2 separate regions of the Homo sapiens genome follow, and region 2 is linked to region 1. Evidence: chromatin contacts called from ENCODE Hi-C or POLR2A ChIA-PET data. All regions are on one chromosome and are shown on one strand. Each heading gives the region's core, a stretch centred on a gene start or an enhancer-like site at or near the end of the contact. The rest is flanking DNA. Distances are from core to core; before and after follow the strand shown. Region 1 holds the start of TP53RK-DT (TP53RK divergent transcript). Region 2 overlaps PREX1 (phosphatidylinositol-3,4,5-trisphosphate dependent Rac exchange factor 1).

Region 1 (3,051 bases), core at 506-3,005:
TGGATGGAACAGGAGGATATTGTGTTAAATGAAATAAGCTAGGCACAGAAAGACAAATATCCCATGATCTCACTTATATGAGGAAGGTAAGAAAAGTTGAACTCATGCAAGCAGAGTAGAATGGTGGTTACCAGGCGGTGGGGTAGGGGGAGGGAGATAGGGAGGATTTTGAGAAGTTGGTCAAAGGATACAAAATTTCAGTTAGATAGGAGGAAACATTCATGAAATCTATTGCACGACATGGTGACTATAGATAATAACAATGGGTTGTATTCTTGAAAAATGCTAAGATAATAGATTTTAAGTGTCCTCACCCCCGAAATGATCAGTATGTTAGGTAACGTTAACTAGCTGGATTTAGCCATTCCACAATGTATACATATTTCAAAACATGTTACTTACGATAAACACGTACAATTTTTACTTTTCCTTATGTACGTCTTCATCTGGCTGTTCATTTTTATCTTTTATACTATCTTTTATAATAAACTGGCAATAGTAAGTAAAGTGTTTTCCTGAGAAACAACAAACTGGAAACAACTGTTTAGCAACAAGAAACTGCCTGACCAGGTAGAAGGACGTGGTAGCTCTGTATGTATTGATATGGAATATAGTCTGAGATAAATTGTTTAGGAAAATGAAAAGCAAGTTGCCAAAGAACCCACAGTATGATGTCATTTATGTTGGAAAAAACGCCACAACGATGTGTGAGTGTGCACACTGAATGAAAGAAAATTCTGGAAAGAAACTAACGGCCAGCAGTGTCACAAGGGGGATAGGTAGTTTATTTATTTATGTGTGCGTGTGCAAAGTTCCGTATTGTAAGAATTTGCTACAGCCTGTGTTATTATAAGCTTTGTAATGAAACAGGTAGAAACTGAAAAAGTTTAATTATTCCCAATTCAGTTTAGGTTCTGTCTCCGGAAGACTTTCCCGGATTCCCCAGCCCCCACTCCCCACCCCATCTTACCACCCCCTCTGCCAGCTCTGAGTCTCAATTTTCTTTTCTGTAAGGATTTTCATCATTTAACCTTATTTCTTCTGAATGCACTAAATGGTAGTTATCCTAGCACTTAAGAGGATGTCGGAAACATGGTTCATTGTCTGACCCTTCCGACTCTGACTTGTATGAGCACATTTTGGGGGGAATGTAGGAGTCAGGGGAAGAGGAGTTCCAAAAAGAGACTACTAGAGGGTACAGCTGTCCCGGAAGAGACTTCTGAAGAGAGCAAAGCGCGTCCGACGTTTTTCTCGAGAGGCGCCGAAGTTTTCCGGAAAGAGACGACCAACTGAGAGGTGGGCCCCCAAAGCCGGCTGCGAGAGTCACCGAAGATTTCCGGAGAGCCAAGGAGTCGGGAAGAGCCACTTACTGAGCGTTGCCGAACGTGTACGGAGATAGCCGAAGAGGCGGAAGGCGGGGCCACAAGAGCCCTTCCTGCAGGGAACCTCAGGCTTCAGAGAGCCGAAAAGTTGGGAGGCGTAACCACTTACAGGCCGGAAGTGTCCGGGGTGGACGCATTCGGGTAGCCGAAGAAGTCCCAGGATTGCCGAAGAAGTCCCAGGATTTCCGAAGCGAGCCGAAGCATCGCGACAGTTTTCAGAGACAGCTGATCGGTTGGAGCTGTTGCGCCGAGCAGTCATGGCGGCGGCCAGAGCTACTACGCCGGCCGATGGCGAGGAGCCCGCCCCGGAGGCTGAGGCTCTGGCCGCAGCCCGGGAGCGGAGCAGCCGCTTCTTGAGCGGCCTGGAGCTGGTGAAGCAGGGTGCCGAGGCGCGCGTGTTCCGTGGCCGCTTCCAGGGCCGCGCGGCGGTGATCAAGCACCGCTTCCCCAAGGGCTACCGGCACCCGGCGCTGGAGGCGCGGCTTGGCAGACGGCGGACGGTGCAGGAGGCCCGGGCGCTCCTCCGCTGTCGCCGCGCTGGTAAGGTGGGCCGGGATCCCGGCGTGGGCGGCCCCGAGGCTCTGGGGCCTGGGCGGGTGAGGGACTCCCCTGCGCTCCGAAGCTGGATTTCCCTCAGTTTCTCCTTCTGTGCCTTCTGCGGTGTCCGGCCTTTCGGAAATGTTATTCTTTCATCCCTTTTTTCATTCGTTAAGTCTTAAGAAACCACGTGGCCATGCAGCGTCAAGCTTTTGTCCTGAGGCCGTTCTGCCTGGTTCAAATCTGGGATCTGTCATTATTGCTCAATGTTGAACATGTTTAACTTCCCTGAGCCTTGGTTTCCCCATTTGACTCGTTTCAATTTTCGATCATTATCTTTCCATTTATTAGTTTTAAGAAACATGTAATGACAAGTACTTGCCCCACTGGAGCCAGGCTCCCTGGGTTGAAATACTAACTCTGCTGCTTGTGTAGCCTTTCAACAAGTTATTTAGCCTCTCAGCCTCGGTTTTCTCACCTGTAAAATGGGAGACATAGTAGCAGTATCCATGTCATAGGGATGTTGTGACCATTAGAGGAGGTATGTGTGTCACGTATTATGTTCAAATGTGTGCCTGGCACATAGTGCCCAATAAATGTTGGATTTCATTAAATTGCCTATTTTTTCATTAAACATCATTGTGCGCCAGCACCATAAACTTTGTCCTCAGATGAGAAAGTGACACTCAGAGAGAAGTAACTTGCCCAAGGTTACACGGTTACTAAGTGGCCGGTCCAGGCCCTCAGCTCCTTATGCCTCTGACTCAGAAGCCCTGGCTTTTTACTTTTACGCTTCTTGCCTTTCTTTTATCAGTATTTTTTAGGTACCAGTGGGTACCAGGACATTGTTAAGTGCTGGGAGATCTGGGTGGGGGATATTCAGTAGCCAACAAGCGGACACATTGCTGCCCTTTCAGAGACTTAAGATTTCATGAAGTTATTTGTGTATTCATATTTCTGTTTTCAGCCTCATGATCTGTTTCGTTAAGCAGAGATTGTATTATAGCTGGCTTGTTTATTGCTGTATCCCCATTGATAACATCTCTCAGTTTCTAGAAAAGTATACTGAGCCTGGTTGACTTTCAGTAAAGATTCATTGAGTTTATTGGAGCTATTGTTCCTTGTATAGTAG
Region 2 (3,330 bases), core at 817-3,316, 2.1 Mb before region 1:
AACAATTGTTTGGGAAGATGGAAAAAAAATAGTTGGACTGAGGAAAAAACAAAACCTCTTGAAAGTCATTGTCTTCAGATGTCAAGTGTCAGCCCCACAGAGAGGAGACCGCATTCCACTCATTGTCCTGCTGCAGACAGGCACAAGGACCCCAGGATGTCCAGCCACCCCGCCCTGCATCCTGGGGCCCCGAGTGACTTGGTTCTCTTTGTCCAGGACATTCCGGCGGGAAATGCCACCCAAAGCAGGGCCTGTTCCCAGCCACCACTGTCTCCGTCACTTGAGGCTTTTCCTTCCAGCCACACGCCCATGCAGGCCCCAGATGGGCGAGGGCTGGTGCTGACGATAAGGGCTACAGTTCGTACAGTGCTTCCTAGTGCATTTTATCCTAACCCATCAAATTCTCCCCATGCCCCCGTGATGCAGGTATCTATTTCTTTTTTCTTCTTTTGGTGTAATAGTGTGAGATATAATTCACGTACCACCATACAGTTTACCCATTTGAAGTGTACAGGTGAATGGTTTTCGGTATATTCATAGAGTTGTACCACCATCTAATTTTAGGACCATTTCATCACTTCAGAAAGAAACTTCATATTGGCTGGGCATGATGGCTTACGCCTGTAATCCCAGAACTTTGGGAGGCCAAGGCAGGTGCATCACCTGAGGTCCGTAGTTTGAGACCAGCATGGCCAACATAGTGAAACCCTGTCTCTACTAAAAATACAAACATTAGCCAGGTGTGGAGGCATGCACCTGTAATCCCAGCTACTTGGGAGGTTGAGGCAGAAGAATCGCTTGAACCCAGAAGGCGGAGGTTGCAGTGAGCTGAGATGGTGCCACTGCACTCCAGCCTGGGTGACAGAGCGAGACTTTGTCTCAAAAAAAAAAAAAAAAAAAGAAACTTCATACCATTAGCAGTCAGGTACCATTTTTATATCCCCATTTCATAGAGAGGGAAGCTGAGACACAGAGAGGCTGTTTAGGGTCACACAGCCAGCAAATGACCGAACCAGGATTTGAACCCAAAATACTTGGCTCTGTCTAGAGGCCATTTTCTTAGCTTTGCTATAATGCAATGGTTCTTAACCAAGGATGATTTTGCCTCCAGGGGACATGGGCAATGTCTGGACACATTTTTGATTGTCACAACTGAGGAGAGGAGGGTTGTTATTTGTATCTAGAGGGTAGAGGGCAGGGAAGCTGCTGAGTGTCTTATAATACTCAGGACATCCCTCACAGCAAAGAACTATCCACTGAACTGTCAAGGTACCAAAGTTGAGAATCTCTGCTAGAATCCCACTCTGATGAGCCCATTTTTCAGGAAAAAAATCAACAACTGAGGAGCCCAAAGGAGTAGGGAGAAGCTGGGTTGTGAATGGGAAGGATTTTAGACCATTTCTGACAACAGTGAAGGGAGATAAATTCTGAACGGCTTGGAGAAGACTTAGCAGGAAAAAGATCTGCATTCCATTAGTGATGTCTGCCCTGGGTGAGGGTAAAGGCGAAGTAGCAGGTTCAGGTTTGCCTTGCCTGTGTCTAGGACAGAAGTCTCACACTCAGGTGTTCACAGGGCGCAGCAGTGGGTTGGGTGGTGGGAAATTGAGGAGCACTTGTCCTGGGTGAAGGTGATGGCTATCACTCTGCTCTACAGCACCTGCAGCCTTGTGGGCATTTGAGACCCATGTGTCAGTTTTTTCAAAAGAAGCTTGGAATTTGGATTTTAATGGGAAACCTGATATTCAAACTTAGGCCCAAGTTTCTCAAACCCCTCTGCAGGCCAAAGGAATGATGCCTCTGAGTTACCAGTTTGAGACCCATAAGGTAGCCCCATCATGTAGAGGAGGCTCTGCATAAATATCTGTTGAAGGAAGGATGGGTTGTTGGTGAACTCAGGAAAGTTTGTAGGCCAGGCCCCAGCCCCTTGATGGGGGCTGCGTGAAGAAAAGCATTGGGTTCCTCTCAGTGTCCCCCACTGCCTTCCCCCACTGTTGCATCAGACCTCTTCATGACAGGTTGTTGCAACTTGTTTTTTGCATCAACTTCCTCTCCCGATGTGGTGGGGAACGGGGCGGGGTGGGGTGAGAACTGGGCACCTTTTACCAGGGCCTAGAATCTGGGTGGGGGTGGGAGTAGTCTACTCTAGATGATTGATTGACTAATTAATTAAACACATCCTTTTCGAGGGTCTGCTGTGTGCTGGGTCCAATCCTAGGCTCTGGGACACCACAGTGACCTAGACAGACAAACATCCTTGCCTTCCTGGAGGTGAGACTCAAGTGGGCTAGATGGATAATAGACTGATATAAACACACATAATGTCCATGGTGACAGGTGCTGTGAGGAAAACAGAGCAGGGATAGACGTTTTCGATAGGATTGTCCTGGAAAGACTGAATGTGCCTCGGGGCCTTTGCCCCGGCTGTTGACCCTGCCCATGATGCTGTGTCCTCCGATACACGCAATGCTGTTTGCTCCCTGTGTCTGCTCAAATGCCATCTTCTCAGAACGGCTTTCTCTGAACAGCTCCTTGAAATGGCATTCCCACCTTATCCTTCTCTGTTTTCTTACCCTGCTTTAGTTTTCTTTGTAGCAATCATTCCTACCTGCCATTTTATTTTAAAATCAGTGTATAGTCTGTCTCTGCCACTACTTTGTGAAGGTGGGGAGTTAGTCTGATTTGTTCATTCACTGATGTGTCATTGGCTCTTAGCGCAGTGCCTGGCACATAATAGGTGTGCAGTAAGTATTTGCTGACTACACAGGCGAATGTAAGAATGCATAAGTCCTTCCGTGGCAGGGTCATGGCTTATATCTGTGTCTCCAGCACCCAGCTCGGTGCCTGGTGCACGGCAGGCCCTGGTTAACACTTGCTGGGATGGTTGGTACTCGGAGAGGACTTGTCCCCCTAGAATATCATCACAAGCAACTTCCTGCCCCTTTCCTAGTCCAGCCTCCCTCTCCTGGCTCAGCCTTTCTGCCACTTTTTCCAGGAAGTGTTTGTAGTTACAAAGTGTTCACCTGCATCATTTCACTTAAACCTCAACAACTACTCCTCCCCCCCTTTTTGTTTGGTCCAGGAAATTGACTCAGAAGTGTGGTGACTTGCTGAAGTCACGTGGTTGGCAGTCAGCAAGGAGGATGGGGCAGGGCAGAGGGGTGCGCTGGTGGTGATGAGGATGTGGGGGGCTCTGCAGTTTATAAAGCCTTCCCCTTCTCATCTCACCTCAGGAGACTCGGAAGCAGGCAGTCTATAATAATAGAGCTATTTGCAGGATGGAAAAAACTAATAAAAATAAGTAAAAATAGTGTGGGATAAATGTGAGTGTGC

What was found. A loop is a pair of places that touch in the nucleus more often than their neighbours do. ChIA-PET counts read pairs that join two places held with the same protein, here RNA polymerase II (POLR2A). Pooled maps may share reads with other maps.
Region 2: a map of naive thymus-derived CD4-positive, alpha-beta T cell shows a loop between it and region 1 (8-fold over the local background). The contact joins the enhancer-like site here to the promoter of TP53RK-DT in region 1. A Hi-C loop is called at or near these places in 1 of 168 maps with a recorded cell type or tissue (naive thymus-derived CD4-positive, alpha-beta T cell) and 4 of 50 pooled maps. POLR2A ChIA-PET finds 5 or more read pairs at or near these places in 1 of 52 experiments (K562).

What each region holds. Positions count from the first base shown.
Region 1 is chr20:46,688,003-46,691,053 of GRCh38, reverse strand. It overlaps TP53RK-DT (TP53RK divergent transcript), which reads right to left and starts at 1,755. Exons shown (of 1, transcript NR_186399.1): 1 at 765-1,755. TP53RK (TP53 regulating kinase) reads left to right here and starts at 1,610. Exons shown (of 2, transcript NM_033550.4): 1 at 1,610-1,922. The coding sequence starts at 1,640. RefSeq lists an enhancer at 1,162-1,751 and a silencer at 1,982-2,031.
Region 2 is chr20:48,760,272-48,763,601 of GRCh38, reverse strand. All of the region lies in intron 1 of PREX1 (phosphatidylinositol-3,4,5-trisphosphate dependent Rac exchange factor 1), which reads left to right. Among named protein-coding and RNA genes, the nearest start is that of PREX1, 66 kb to the left of the region's middle. RefSeq lists enhancers at 1-705, 2,152-2,201 and a silencer at 2,732-2,781. Within about 2 kb of position 2,066, at least 16 of the 41 ENCODE cell types and tissues checked have a DNase peak (open chromatin) inside an H3K27ac peak, as active enhancers do.